3 separate regions of the Mus musculus genome follow, and regions 1 and 2 are each linked to region 3. The links are chromatin loops, found by intact Hi-C in ENCODE. Cell type or tissue: left cerebral cortex. All regions are shown on one strand.

Region 1 (5,000 bases), 91 kb after region 3:
GATCCAACTGGGATTGATCACCAAACAGCTGGAGGCTCAGTGCAACTGTCACATCCTGGTCAAGTAAGCAGAAGGATGAGAAATGAAGCCGGAGCCGCGGCCTGTCTGAGCAATGATGAATTCGATGCAGTAAGGAACTGATAAACAAATATTGTTCCTTGGGATGAACATAAAGACGGTTGCCACCGGAACACAGAGGCAACTGATCAAGGCCAGACACAGTAACCCTGACTTGGAGCATTTAAGGATGAGAAGAAATGTGTAGAATAATAAATAATTAATTGCAGCCAGGGATTAGAGTGTGAGAGAAGAGTCAAGGATGAAATGAACCTGTATACATAGGCAAGCTATCCAAATGCCTGAAAAATCTTTCAGCCGAGTGGATAAAACAGTAAATACAGATACCCCACAAAATGGGAATGTAGACTCCGCAAACGAGCCTCAGCAGCCTTGTGTTCTAAGCAGTGGGACTTTCTGATGTCTGCTCGCCAGGCTCCCAGAGAAAAGGCTCTCCTCGTGCTCAGTCACGGGATTCATTTCTGCCCCGGGAAAAGCTTACTCTCTGTGTACCCCCAAATGAAGTCAATGACCCAACACTGGAGTGGCTCGTTTACCTAGTACTCTGTCTCCTCCCCTCCTTTGTCTCTGTGGGCATACGATGTGATACTGCACTCTTAGGTGGCCAGATAACGTGCTAGAGCCAATGCAATGTGGACAGAAGTTACACATGACCCTTCCACACAGAAGCCAGCAAGAGGTTAGCAATGTCTCTTTTCCTTCTGCTTCAGTCACTGTGTTCCAGACAGAGCTACGCCATTAGACAGCAGGGAGCAGCGAGGCAGCCAAGCTGGAAAGCACGCCCTATGGAAGATACATCACTCTGTACATCATTGAGATGTGGGGGCCTTTTGTTGCCGTAGCAAAGATGTACCTATCTGGTCCTGAGTGACACGTTCACACACCGAGACTCCTAGGGCAGGAAGGATAATGTCAGAGATGCAGAGGGCATCTCATCCACCTGCAATTGTCTGTCCGTCACAGCTTACCTCGCTCAAGTGGCTCCCTCAGAGAGTTCACACGAGGGCTGTGGGAACTAAGCATACTGAATTTCAGACGTTCACTCCTTGCTCATGACCAAACAAATTGGTACTAATGACTAACTGCTCCATCCAAAAGGAAAAGAAGAGGGGGAAAAAAGCCAGAGAGAGAAAGAAGGAGAAATCGTGACAGAGATGTAGGCATCCCGCCTGTGCTCGGGTTTCACAGCCCATAGCTATAAATGATACCATTAGAGGAGCACACATTGCCTTAGATGGAAGGCACAAAGAAAAGCACTCTCTCTGATAGTTTAGCAACACATTGAGATTTCATGTCTCAAGGTAAAAATAGGCCTAACAAATGAATTAAATTTGGGAGCTGCGCTGAAGCGAGGAAGGCTGCCATCAAGAAGCACGCCGTGGGAGGAAGGAGAGACATATAAGGTGCAGTGTTCTCTCTGCTGAGGAACGCAGCCGAAGGGCGAGGGGGAAAGGATTTTCCCGAGAGAGAAAAGTAACCTTGGGGAGTCAGAAATGTAAAATACCATGCTTATGAAATCAATAAGGAAAGCAAATCTGAAAACCACTTGCCTTTAGAAAAGATGAGAGCAATCTCACTCAGCACCTACAGTATTCTTGTTTTTCAACATCAGAGGAGGGGGAAAAAGATGCCAAGAAAATAAATACTGAAGGACACTTAAAAGGCACAAACTTCCGGCCTGATTGCTCACGTTTCCGGTTGCGCGGGTCCTTTTCTTTAGTTTCTCTTTAAGTTTCACTAAAACGAACTCATTTCAATTATGTGATTCACAGCCCTGTTTTTAGTGCTTCACAGACATGCAAGTAAATACAAGCCATGTAATGACGTCCAAAAGATAAAAGTCCATCAACGCCTAAGTTTCTTGATGTTGCTGTCTAAGGCACAGCACAGTATATCTCTCCACCCACACGCTATATGTGGGAAGAAGTAGAAAAAAAAAGTCTTATGTTAAAATATACAGTATTTAAATTAGACATGGTAACACATGCCTATAATCCTAGCACTGAAAAGCTGAGTCAGAAGGATTATATATTTGAGGCCATCCCAGGGTAGGTACATAGCAAAACTCTGGAGGGAGAAAATACTTTTTTGCATACTACTTATATCAAAGTATAAGTTTATGACTAACATCAATGTTAAGTTCTTTGAAGATAACTATCATTTCTTGCTTTCCCTTGTATCTCTCAAAGCTGCCTAGCATGTAGAACTTAGCACCCAGTAGGTATTTAATAATTATTTTATACTTAAATGCAATGAGTTCTCCGTCAGTCGGTCTTGCTATAGATGGCTTCCTAGCAATAAAGTATACACTGTTTCAATAGAAAGTTTGCATAAATTTTGCACCAGGTACATAGAGCCTAACTGAATCTAAATCTGTGGCCCTGAAATGTTCCTCAACTACGCGGTGGGCAGAATCAATGAAAAGATTAACTCGGTTCAATTACTTTTCCCAGACAGCTGGAGAACTGCCTGAGAATCCCTCAGTGATGTACCCATGGCTCATTCCCTGAGCTGAGCTCCTAGACATAGGTGAGTCTGTTCCAAGAGATCCAAATAGTTTAGGCACAAAGTTGAGGTGACTCACTGCCATAATCACCGGAAGGTAGAGGAATTGTGTACTCACTGTAGACACGGACCTGGAACAACTTATTCATGGATGTCTCAACCATTCTTGTGGTCATTCTCTCCAAGCATAGAAAAAAATCTAAGTAATTCACCAACCCACACAGGCAACGCTAGCTGTGTATGTTCTCATCTGCCTTGACAAAACAAGAACTCTGTGATTAAATTGTGTATAGTTCTGCTTTGCTGCCTTAAGGCCAAAAAAGAATGTTGGAGGCTGGAGAGACATAGTTTTAATATCACAAACTTTATATTTTACATTTCCTCAGATGCTAGCAGAGACTTCCAGGAGCCTAAAACACCAACTCCAGCCATGGCTTTTCCAAACTGGCTATGAAGACACTCAAAACCAGCACAGGAATTAAGACAGGACAAAGCAGTCTTGGGTTGACACTCTTGTTTGTTCATTTAAAACCATTGCATACACTAGCAAGATTTTGCTGAAAGGGCCCTGATAGAGCTATCTCTTGTGAGACTATGCCGGGGCCTAGCAAACACAGAAGTGGATGCTCACAGTCAGCTATTGGATGGATCACAGGGCCCCCAATGGAGGAGCTAGAGAAAGTACCCAAGGAGCTAAAGGGATCTGCAACCCTATAGGTGGAACAACAATATGAACTACCCAGTACCCCCTAGAGCTCGTGTGTCTACCTGCATATGTAGCAGAAGATGGCCTAGTCGGCCATCAGAGGAAAACGAGGCCCATTGGTCGTGCAAACTTTATATGCCTCAGTACAGGGGAACTCCAGGACCAAGAAGTAGGAGTTGGTGGGTGGGGGAGTGGGTGGGGGAGCGGGTGGGGGACTTTGGGATAGCATTGGAAATGTAAATGAAATAAATACCTAATAAAAATAACAAAATAAAAATAATAAACAGAGCATGCCATGCCATGTATGCTTTTACATGGAATTCAGTGGTCCCGAGACCATTTCTATAAAGTCTATCAGCAAAGCTAAGTTTCAAACTTCCCTTAGAGTAAACTAATTCAGAAAAGGAAACACTGGTGACATTCATTATTTGTCAAAGACTAAGCTGAGCACTAAGTTATAATGGAGACCAAATGCATAGGGTGTTATTAAAAGTATTTAGGAAGGGTGGGGTTGGTTCAGAAGACAAAGAATTTATGGTGCAAGATGAAAATCTTCATTCAGATCTCCAACCCATGTAAAGTTAGATGCAGTGGCATCTTTAACCCCAGCACTGCTCTGGGAAGATGAGAGGCAGGGACAGAAGAGTCACTGGAAGGTCATGGCATTTACAGTAGTAATCAAGAGACCCTCTCTCAAACAAGGTAGAAGATAAGAACCAAAACTTGAGGTTGTCTATCACTCATCAATGTGTGTGCCCACACTAGCATGTGCACACACACACAAACATGTAGGCATCTGCAGTAATGTTGTTAGCAATAGGCCAGTGTTGATAAGTGCACTCACAAGGTCTAATTCTGCAAAAACCTGGACTAACATGGAAAGCTAAGTTGTACTGCAGACTAACAAGAAAGCATCAATTGACTATAGGCTATGGGTATGGATTCATTCTTTTATTTATGAGTTTATTTAGTCAGTAGATCAAATCCCTGTTTTGGGCATTGGGATACTGATGAATAAAATAAATGAGTTTTCCTATCTTGATCCTCACGTTTTATGGACGGAAACAGAATACAAACTAGCAAGCAAATGAAAAATTATACTTTTGGTGCCATTAAACACTATGAAGGCAGATAAACATAAGATCAGAGAAACAAATTAATTGGTGAAATGGGAGGCAAAATAGATAGTAAGCATATTAGGTCAACTATATTTCATCAGAGACAGGAACCACATAGGCACTCTAAGGTTATATTTAATTTCCGTTTTAATTAACAAAGTACTAAAACTTAATCCCAGATTAGCAAATCAAATGAGAGAAAGCACACACCACCATCAACAACAACAAAATAACGGGAATCAACAAACACTGCTTATTGTTTTCTTTATTGAAAGATAACCAATGATCTCAATTCCCTAATATAAAGACACAGAAACAATGGGTGAGAAAACAGAATCCACCCTTCTGCTGCATCCCAGAAACACACCTTAGCATCAAGGACATTACCTCAGGGTAAAAGGATAGAAAAAGATATCCAAAGCAAATGGACCCTAGAAGCAATCTGGTATTGATTGCCATTTTAATCTCTGACACAATAAACTGCAAACCTAACCTAATCAGAAGAAACAGAGAAAGATGCTACATATTCATCAAAGAAAAAAAAATCTACCAAGAGGACATTGTAATCCTTAACATGTATGCACCAAACAAAA
Region 2 (5,000 bases), 74 kb before region 3:
CAAAATGCAGAAAAGCAAAGTCAAGCTATCATGCTTTCTGTAAACGCTGAATCACAAAGACTTGCTCTGGTACTAAACCGGATGAAATGAGAACCTGTTTCTAAGACCTTCCATGACACAGGTTTTCAGGCAATTTTACTGAGAGCCAATTTCAGGGTAACGGTGCATATTTTTAAAATAAACAAAACATAAGATTATTTTACTATATTAGAAGAAAAAATAAGAGGAAAGAGTCCCCGAAATAAGTTTGTAAATTGAACAACCAAACGGACCATACAGTTCCACGCCTAAACCAAAAACACCAAATTGCATATTTTTCAAAGGTGAATGTTGTGGTATCTATTACATGCTAATCAGTTTTTTTTTTTTCACTAGAAGAGACTAGAGCTCCAGAGAACAAAAATACCAATGTGTTATTTGGACCAATCTCAAAAGACGAAAGCGTCACTGCCAACCTTCACGGTATAGTCACTGCAAATGTTTCCAGTCCCACCTCGCACCCATGCCAAGTCAGGAGTATAAAAATGTTGGTAGTATTAATAGTCTTTGGTATTTCCAGCGTTGGTACTTAAATTCTAGCTAGGGATCCCCTGCACATTCCTCAACACAACCATGAGAATTATCTTCGTACTAAATGCCAGCTAGGTCTTTATAAAAAGGGTCTTTTCTCAAACCTCTATTGTTTGTCAGGGCCACATATTTGATTATAGGACACAGAATACACACTTGCCTATAGGTGTTTCCTATGGGTGGGGGGACCCTTTGTGGGACAAAAGAACCATGAATCCCAAAGAAAACTTCAGAAAACTTAGCAGTATATGTTTCTTCACAGACCCAATAGGAAAGCACCGATGGATGCTCTCTTTGAAAGAGATTCAGTAAGATAAACCCAAGAATAGATAAGGGCTCCTCAAAGGAGAACCACAACTGATTGTCCTAGCATTAGTGATGTATGTTATATTGCTGGGTTCAGAGCATGTCTTTTCCCTATAAATTTAGTTTCTGGTAAGATTCCCAGAAAGCTGGGTGTTTATAGCTGAGATGGGAGAAAGACGTCAAGCAGTTGTTAATTGGGCCAGAATCCCTGCTTCTCCGCTGGTACAAGGCATCGGCATGATTCCCGGGTGGGGGTGGGGGGCCCTTCCCTCTCACCGCTCCATAACTGTCCCTGTCTCCCTGGTCCGCCTCAGATAGGAATTATCTCCAAGGATTCATCTCCTTGAATTCTCCCTGCTCTGTTTGTTTTCCACTTGACATCACACATAATGTTTTTCTCTCCTAGTCACCACACAAAATATCATCCCATTACTATTGCATTTCAAAATCAGCGAGATGCCCTATTTTTAATAATAATCTTAATTATCAGTGATAATTACAATCTGTTGCAAAATGAGTCCAAAAACTCAAGACATCCCGATAATTTATAGTAACTCGTTCTGATCACAATGAGCCAAGATACAGTTTTTAAATATACATTTTTCTTTACGATTTATTTTTTAGATGTATTTATTTATTTGTTTGTTACTTATTTATGTATATGGATTGTGTGTGTATATTGGCATACCAGAAGAGGGCATTGGGTCCCCTGAGACTACAGCTATCGATGGTTGTGAACCATCATGCAGGTGCTGGAAATTGGACTGAGGACCTGTGGATGAGCATCCAGTACTATTAACGACTGAGTCATCTCTCCAACCCTCCCTTAAGGTATATTTTTAAAACATCTCTTTTATTAAAGAGATAGAATCAAAGGTGTGGTAAACATTTAATAAACACAAAAGGTATCTTTGAAAATATGTTGGATTTTTTTTACACTTGTTTATTTATGTATGCATTTGAGACAAGGTCTTGCTACGGAGCCAACATGGATGGAAATCATGGTCCTGCTGCTTCGTGCAGTTTGCCAAATTCTGAGGTGACATGGATAACCCGCCACATTCTGTTTGAATCCCATGAAGAAGACAAAATAAAATCGCTTCTCAGAGAAGTCCCCACCAACCGAGAGCGTGAGTGGAATAATCCAGTTCCAACCATGCACATCCACAGGCTGGCAAGTGGGGGTCGGGGGGGGGGGGCGGTCGGGGCAGGCTAGCAAGCGGGGGATGGGGGGGGGGGAGATGCTTCACGTAAGGAAGACGTAGCCAGGCTGCACATCATGTGACTTGCCTACACTAAAAGCAGACCTTGGCGAATACTGTGCCGCAATAATATAATTCCGGAAGGAAAAAGTCACCCGTCAATAATCACCAATAAATGTTCCTTTTCCTGAAGTGCAGAGTTCCATACTAAACAGTATGAACTAAGGAATTGAGAAGTCACAGCCTTTCCATTGCCTGAAACCCCAATTTAAGTCTCTCAAATCACGAAGCAAAACAGGGTTATTCTATGCCCCGCTCCCGCCTCCAAGTTCAACAGGAAGTGCCAAAGAAAAATCTGTTCTTAGAAGACTGGGCAACCAGAAGCTAAAGGATTTCCATTAAACTGTAGCAAATAGGACTGTTCCCCTGAGATTTCTAACCTAATTAGTCAGGCGAAAGCACCTTTCAGATATCTTTCTGCTCATGTGTTTAGAGATGATTTTAACAAAAAAAAAGAAAGAAAAAAGAAAAGAAACTGAACGTATTTCTCCGGCTGCTATCTATGGAACACAGCCTGTGCCACTTGAGGTAGGAGTCTAACAAAAGCAGACTGGGATGAAAATTAGAGTCCTCAGCAATGCAGACGTTGCCAGGCAGCTCTGGCTTAAAATAGTAATGGCTCGCTGCTCCATCGCTAGCTGACCCTCGATAGAGTGGGTCAAGTGTAGACGCAGGAAGGAATGACACTAGTTTAATCAAATGGATTTTTTTAAAAAGATTTATTTATGTCATTTATATGAGTACACTGTAGCTGTCTTCAGACACACCAGAAGAGGGCATCAGATCCCGTTACAGATGGTTGTGAGCCACCATGTGGTTGCTGGGAATTGAACTCAGGACCTCTGAAAGCGCAAGCAGCCAGTGCTCTTAACCGCTGAGCCACTTCCCCAGCCCACTGAATGGGATTTTCAATAATAACAAGTGAATCCTGGACCACAGTCAGTTACGTCACATGAAAAAGAGATGTTGAATGTTGAACACGCTTTGCTCCGAGGTGCCAACTCAAACTGCCTTCCAAACAGCTAAGCCCAGTTCAGCCTATTGGATAAGGTGTGATCTCATCTGGATGTTGGTCTCAGCGTTTGTGTTTGTGTTTTTATTACACCATATAAGCTGCACACACACGCATACACACAAATACGTATAAAAATTTAAGTAACTAAGTAAACGGTGCATCCCAAGCCAAGAAGTAGAGCACACTAGCCCCGAAGTCTCCTTTCCCATCGCTATTTGAGCTGGCCACGTTCTCCATCTTCTTCATCAGTGGTAATGGTATAGTTATACACACATTCCGGCACAATCGTTTCCTCTTACTCATTTCCATTTCCTCAGAACAGAAACGCGGTGCAGGCAGATTGTAGAGTATGACTTCTCTGTCTAACTGTAAGGACACTCAGCGATGTTGCCTGTGATTGTCATGCATTTACTTACATTACTGATCAATATTCTAAAGTCTTTCCAGTACACACAGATGGAGTGCATTGTACAAACATGACTTGTGATGTTTTTATCCTGGAAGTGATGGAGCTCTGTTTGTGTGTGTGTGTGTGTGTGTGTGTGTGTGTGTGTGTGTGTGTGTGTGTGTGTGTTTCCTTTGGTATGATCATATATCCAAAAACTAGAGAATCTAGTCATTTCATGCTTATAGTTACAAATTTTCCTCCAATTTTTAATTGAGGTATCCCATATCTTCTTGTATCTTCTGGTCTGTATCATTTCCTAGTCAGTATCTCCCTGGCTGGTGTTTTGGACATCCTGCTCCCGTGTGCATTTCCTGGTCCATTTGGACTTACTTCACTGTGGTGATGATCAAACCCTATCAGTTCTGCTTCCGTTCTTATCAGTCACTTACACAGCCCGCAAAGGCTGGGATGCCTTTTTTATTAAATCTACTGCTTAATGTTATAAAGAGAGATTTTTACAATCCAGGCCTGTATCTACTCCTTAAACGCATTAATGATGAATTTACACCAGAATAAAAGATGAAACTTGAGCTCTTCCTGCCACAAAATAGAAACAGTTTAGCTCAGAAATTCAAGGCCTAGGCTCCATCAATGCAGGCATTATGATCTCTTAACATATTGAATTGCTTTCTATTTTCTGAATGTAGTTGCAGACTTTGATATTGCAGCTAACACTAGGATTCTCTCGTCCCCTAACTGAAAGAGCCCTAAAATTACAGAGGGAGAAAGATGCAAGATGTTACTATGTTTCTTTCAGAGGCATTCTTCAACTATTTACCCAACATGCCCCAAGGTCAAGGGCAAGCTACACTGTCACTGAGAAAAAGCCTTTTCTCATAGAATCTCTGACCTGCAGGAATGCGGCCTGTTCTGAGAAGTCCTGGGTGTGCCCAGCAGAGAATCTCCCTCCCTTCTCTGGGCGCTGATCTTTTAAGCCTTTTGGGTCCTTTGGCTTGTGGCTGTAATCTGTCTGTTTTCATTGTCTTTCCATTACAAAGCAAAAGGAAAATCAAATACGTAGAAATACTGTTATAGAAAGGTCAATAGACTACTTACATTTTTCAGATATAAACAAATAAAAATGTGCATTTATTTCTTTCTTAAATCCACAGGTAGAATTCTGAAAGTAACCTGGCAGCCAGCCAGTCTAGACAATCAGTGAGTTCCTGATTCTGTGAAAGACTGTCTCAAAAAAGGAGAGAATGACGGAGGAAGACAGTTGCCCTTTGCCCTTGACTTGCACACATTGCCAAATGCACATGTGCAGATGCATATGAACAATCATGCCAATTATGCACATATATACAAGGCGGGAGGAGGGAAGGAGAGAGGTGGTTAAGTCCTGCAAATACTTTTTTTTTTCTCTTTGAGAAAGGATCTTGGAAAAGTCGGGGCTACA
Region 3 (5,000 bases):
GTACTTTAAGTGTTTAGCCCACTCTATCTTCTCTTCAAAATACCTAAGATGACATAGACAGTAATGAAAGATTAAGGTTCTATCTCTATGAACAAAATTAGCAGACTTACCCAGGGACCTCTTAGATAGTTCTGTGACATCCAACAGTGGAGTTGAACAGGCCCTTCTGTGCTTCATCTGTGCAGAATATTTCAACCAATACAAAATATGAAAAGAAACAAAAGTCAGAAGTCTGGTGGTTTCTCTCCTCTTTCCCCAGGCCCTTCACTCTTACTTCGGGACCCATAAACTATGGCCTTGCTACTAGTTGACATTTTGAGATAGCTTAAAAGAAAAAAAAAATCTACCAATTCTTTTTCCTGTATCCATTTGGAGACCAATTCTAAGAAAACTTCGAGAGAACTGAACACTCTAGGACCATCCTAGCCATTTGTCCTTGGCATAGATTTCCAAGTACTCTGATGTATTTCAGAAGCATTCCCAAAATAAAGTTCACAGAAGAATAATGTCATGAAATGCCTTTCAAAGGAACCTTGGAGACAAAGAATTTGGGGGAAAGGATGTATAGCCTTTTCCTGGATGCTCACAGTGTGTGGAACAACTTCAAAAATATCCTCAGGAAGCAAATACGCTCAAAGTTTTCTCCACTGTCGCCTAAACCCTTTGCTAGGAAATAAAGTTCTCCGATAACAATTCTTAGTTCCCTACTTAACAAAAAACTTTACAAAACCATCCAGACAGATGCTCATTAAGGGAAACAGGAAATGGGGTTAAGATCAGTACATTTCCATGCGTGAAGCTGCCCCAGGTGAGTGTCTGCCTGACCCAGACCGGTCGGTAAGGAGGTCAGTCCATCCTTTAACTACACAGTCAGTTGTGCCCCAGATTTCATCTGAGAAGAGAAGCTCTCCTGCACCAGAATTGTCTGTAAAAATAAATAGATAAATAAGGGAGGGCAAGCCTCAAATGTTGTCTGATTGCAAAATAAATTAAAAAGTCTACTTCTCTCTAGCCACAGATGAGTAACCAGCCATCTCCCCCCCCCCCCCCCCCGCTTTCATTTGTTTGGTTTTGTTTTGGTTTTTTTTGTTGTTGAATGTGTTTGTTTGTTTGTTTGTTTGTTTATTGAGGCAGAGTTTCTCTGTGTATCCCTGACTGACCTGGAACTGACTCTGTAGCTCAGGCTGGCCTCGAACTCAGCGACCCACCTGCCTCTGCCTTCTGAGTGCTGGAACTAAAGGTGTGCTTCACCATGGCTCAGCCAGAAAACATTTCAATATCTACAAATGGTGCATGAATAGGAGAAAGGAAGTAATGTTCATTGCTGTAAAGGGGAGCATACTCCAAAAGTGACTCTGTGTGCCAGTGTCTTAATTCCTAAATTCTCATCAAAATATGAAATTTAATCAAATGTTAATGTAAAAAGTTCAACAGACTGGATAGATTAATAGACCTGAAATAAATTGGATGTTTTTTAAAAAAATACTCATTCACAAACCAAGCCAAATCTTCACAATGAATCCTATAACAATGTGGTTACATTCTTTTGAGAAATAGATACTTGCTACATTATATAAACAATTCCAGGATTCCAGGATGTACAGAAAGACCTAATCCTCCTGGCTTAATTTACAAAGCTAGTATAATCCTGACATTAAACACAGCACAATACACATACACACGCACACTCATGCACACACAGACAGACACAGAGAGAGAGAAGGGGTGGGGGGACAGAGGGAGAGCAAGCACTGGCATACTCAATTCAGTAAGAAGAACGAACATAAGCAGAATTTCTTGCCAGACTACAAGGCCTGTAATTCTCCAAAGTACATTGCTGCATTTATGCTTAAACTGGTTGATAAGAAATTGGTCAAGTCCATTCTTCTACTGGACATGTAACTTTTCTCAACTTGCTTTATATCAATAGTTTTGCTATAGAAACCATGTTGATTATTATATAATATGTATTATTAAATTATTTAAAATGAAGTGTTGAACAAAGCAACTACACAAGAGCCTACAGAAGAGACAATCAATCTCAGACACACATTTCTCAGGCGTTTTTCCCTTTGAGGCTATTGGTGACAATCCAAGAATACTTCTTAGCTTGTCCTCTATTTACTTTGTCCTGAGCTCAACAAGACAATGTCTGGTGTAAGACAAGGATAGGGTTAACTTGTCCTTCCAAGTCATTCATTCATTTCTCAACTACCCATCAAGCTGAGAGCTTGGTGCAAGTGAAACTCGGGCTGCCATCCAGGAAGGAGAACACACCTGTACCCCCTCGCTTTTCCTGGGGCCATGGCTTTGCTGGTACATTTGAACTCTAGCGTTCTCTGATTTCACTGTTCCACTCTAACTTGGAAATCTTTCCCAGTGGCCCTGGACCTGGATCTCTTCGATAACCAGTTTAATACATCATATACGTTCCCTCTGCCTTTGGCCTTCCATCCCCATTGAAAACCTTATTGCCGTTACACCTCACAGAAGGTAATAGGGAAATATTTTTAGGAAAAACACGACTAACACCTAAAAATTACAGAGATAGCAAACGGCATACATTTAAGGGAAAGTGAGCAGCAAGACGCCTACCGAGAGCCATAGTTTTGGGCACACTTTTAACTGATGGAATTCACACAGTTTCTGTAGGAAACTTGAGCGCTTGGCATCCCATCTTCAGAGAACACAGAACTGCAAAGCTTAGATGGAGCTCCTTTTCTAGAGTCCGGAAGCAGCTGAGTTTAATCCAAAGCCTGCACTGAGTCATCAGAACTACACTTTCTTCCATATGAAGCCAGCCAAATCATTTTTATTTTGAGCCTTGAAAGTGAGGTATGAATGTGAGAGAAACAAGATTTTTTTTTTCCTTTTGTGTTTTGTACCTCATTGTGAAATGAACATTCAGTGGTGTAGATTTCTTCCCACCATCAAGGCTAGAAGTTTAACAGAGATAAATCATCAGTTCATACCACCAACTTTAGGATCGTCGATGTCTAGTTATCTGCTTTACGGATTTTTTTTCCTAATTTAATATCTATTAAAAAATGTTTCCTTTTATATCATTGTCGTGATTGCTTTTATGAGCCATCTAAACCGAGCTAAGGATGCCCACATCACTGGTAAAATATCTCTGGGAATATGTTAGGATATTTTCAGATGAGTCTATCCTTTGAATCAGCAAAGGCTAAGCAAAATACATCCTCAACAGGGCAGGCCAGCATCATTCAGTCTACTGAAGGCCTTAATGGAACAAAAAGATACAGGAATGGTGAGTTCACTCTCTACTTGAGCTGAGACCCATCTTCTCCCTGCAGAGGGATCTGCCCTCCAGATTCTTAGGCTCAAGCTTGGACAGGCACTACCACCACTGGCCTTCTCTCTTCCCAAGCCCAAGCCTTTCAAATGAGACTGAGACTCACATCACTGGCATTGTAGTTGTTGGGCCTCTGGAATTGATAGCTTCTGTGGTTCTCCAGCTTACAGATGGTGGATAATAGAACTTCTTGCTTCTATAATCATATGAACTAAGACCTATAATAAATTATCACCGGTGTCAATGAATCCACCTATATCTATATGATTCCTATGGGTTGTATCTCACTGAAGAACCCTGACCAATACTCATCATACTTGATTTTAGGTCCTGTAATGAATAAGCCTAATTCATCTTTCTGGTCGTCTTTTCCTCCTAGGTACAGTTCCATCTGCTTTTCTCTTTTCTTTGGGAAATGCTTATACCTTACACCAGCACATACATCAGGGAGCCATCAATTATAGTAACCGATCCATATATCAGAGGCTGGACCCTCTGGGCAAACTAAAGATGGCACTTCAGGAAAAAGGGCCACCCCTCTCTGATACAAAGGCTTAAGATGCTAATCTGAAAGCATGCAAGAAGAGGTGACCTGGTGAAAAAGTCCTAGCTGCAAACATGTTACGAAGAATGAGGCTAGACAAGAAAGAGGCCTGACATCACTTGGGTCCCTGTGTCCAGTGGCCCTATGTAGAAGAATTTTAATCCAACAGCACGGCTGCTCTGGGACGGGATCAGGGATCACATCCAAACGCTTTCTGTGTCTGTGTGATCCGGCTGGAATGACACATCTTTAATCCCTCTGGCTGGAATACAGACACATCCTTAGTAAACACCTTTAATCACAAACAATCAAGGCAAACTTAGTTTGTGGAATAAGGCAGCTATTTTTGAAAGTGATATCTAATTGAGGGGGCAGACAAAGTGACAAATCAGAGAAAGATTTGACAAAATTAGTCAAAGACAGGATAGTCCCAACTCTCATGAGAAGAGACAGGAAAGACATGCTACTTACCAGAGCAGCTGAGAGAGAAAGGGATGGAGCGAGGTAAGTTGGGGGGCGGGGGGTGAGAAGTTTCTACTGGGACAATTTTACAGAGACAGGTTGTAGGTGAAGACAGAGTGAGCCAGAGAATAAAAAGGAGCCAGAAGATTAGATCAGATTGCCAGAGTTAGTTTGAGGCCAAGCAGAGCAATTTAGTCAGAAGCCAGCTTAAATCAATCAGCTTGGAGAAGAGTTTTAAGCCAAGATGGCTGACTTAAACCAGCCAGCCAGGGTTCAGAAAGAACTAGAAAGAATGGGCTTATTACAACAGTAAGACTCAGACAGGGACAACAATTATATCTGACGATGAAAAGTTGCTTTTAGAACTCTGCAGAGCCAGTTACATTCTCTACTACTCTTTTCTTTCACCTACACAGCTGCAAGTTGCATTTCTGTCACTTGCAATGAAAAGTCATAATTAATATGTTTCATAAAGAATGCCCCATTGAGCTAGTCCATTTTTCTTTTAATGAACAAAGCAGTCACAGAACTTTGACTTACAGTCTGTGCTCCCTGCAAACTATGATGGCACATGGCAGATGCACAGATCTTGTGGGAGTAACCAACCAATGTCTGTTTTGGTTTATGGCCCACTCCATGAGAAGGAGCCCATACCTAACACTGCTTGGGCAGCCAAGC

What was found. A loop is a pair of places that touch in the nucleus more often than their neighbours do. Peaks named below come from ENCODE experiments on the same cell type or tissue, not always from the same donor. Only the 100,000 strongest peaks of a DNase experiment are listed, where the experiment ranks them.
Region 1: a loop joins it to region 3, with 6 times the contacts of the local background. A loop is called at or near these places in 4 of 42 quality-filtered maps.
Region 2: a loop joins it to region 3, with 4 times the contacts of the local background. A loop is called at or near these places in 4 of 42 quality-filtered maps.

Annotation. Positions count from the first base shown.
Region 1 is chr10:99,306,733-99,311,732 of GRCm38, reverse strand. No RefSeq gene overlaps it. Among named protein-coding and RNA genes, the nearest start is that of Gm34921, 38 kb to the right of the region's middle. In left cerebral cortex, no CTCF peak of the experiment used is centred here; DNase peaks (open chromatin) are centred at 530, 1,347, 1,904, 2,728 and 1 more place; H3K27ac peaks cover 2,804 bases.
Region 2 is chr10:99,472,448-99,477,447 of GRCm38, reverse strand. The region is part of intron 1 of Gm34983 (a long non-coding RNA gene); the gene reads right to left. Among named protein-coding and RNA genes, the nearest start is that of Gm35035, 14 kb to the right of the region's middle. In left cerebral cortex, a CTCF peak has its summit at 2,889 (motif pointing right); DNase peaks (open chromatin) are centred at 484, 981, 2,431 and 2,685; H3K27ac peaks cover 1,861 bases.
Region 3 is chr10:99,397,991-99,402,990 of GRCm38, reverse strand. No RefSeq gene overlaps it. Among named protein-coding and RNA genes, the nearest start is that of Gm34983, 59 kb to the left of the region's middle. In left cerebral cortex, no CTCF peak of the experiment used is centred here; a DNase peak (open chromatin) is centred at 2,721; H3K27ac peaks cover 1,659 bases.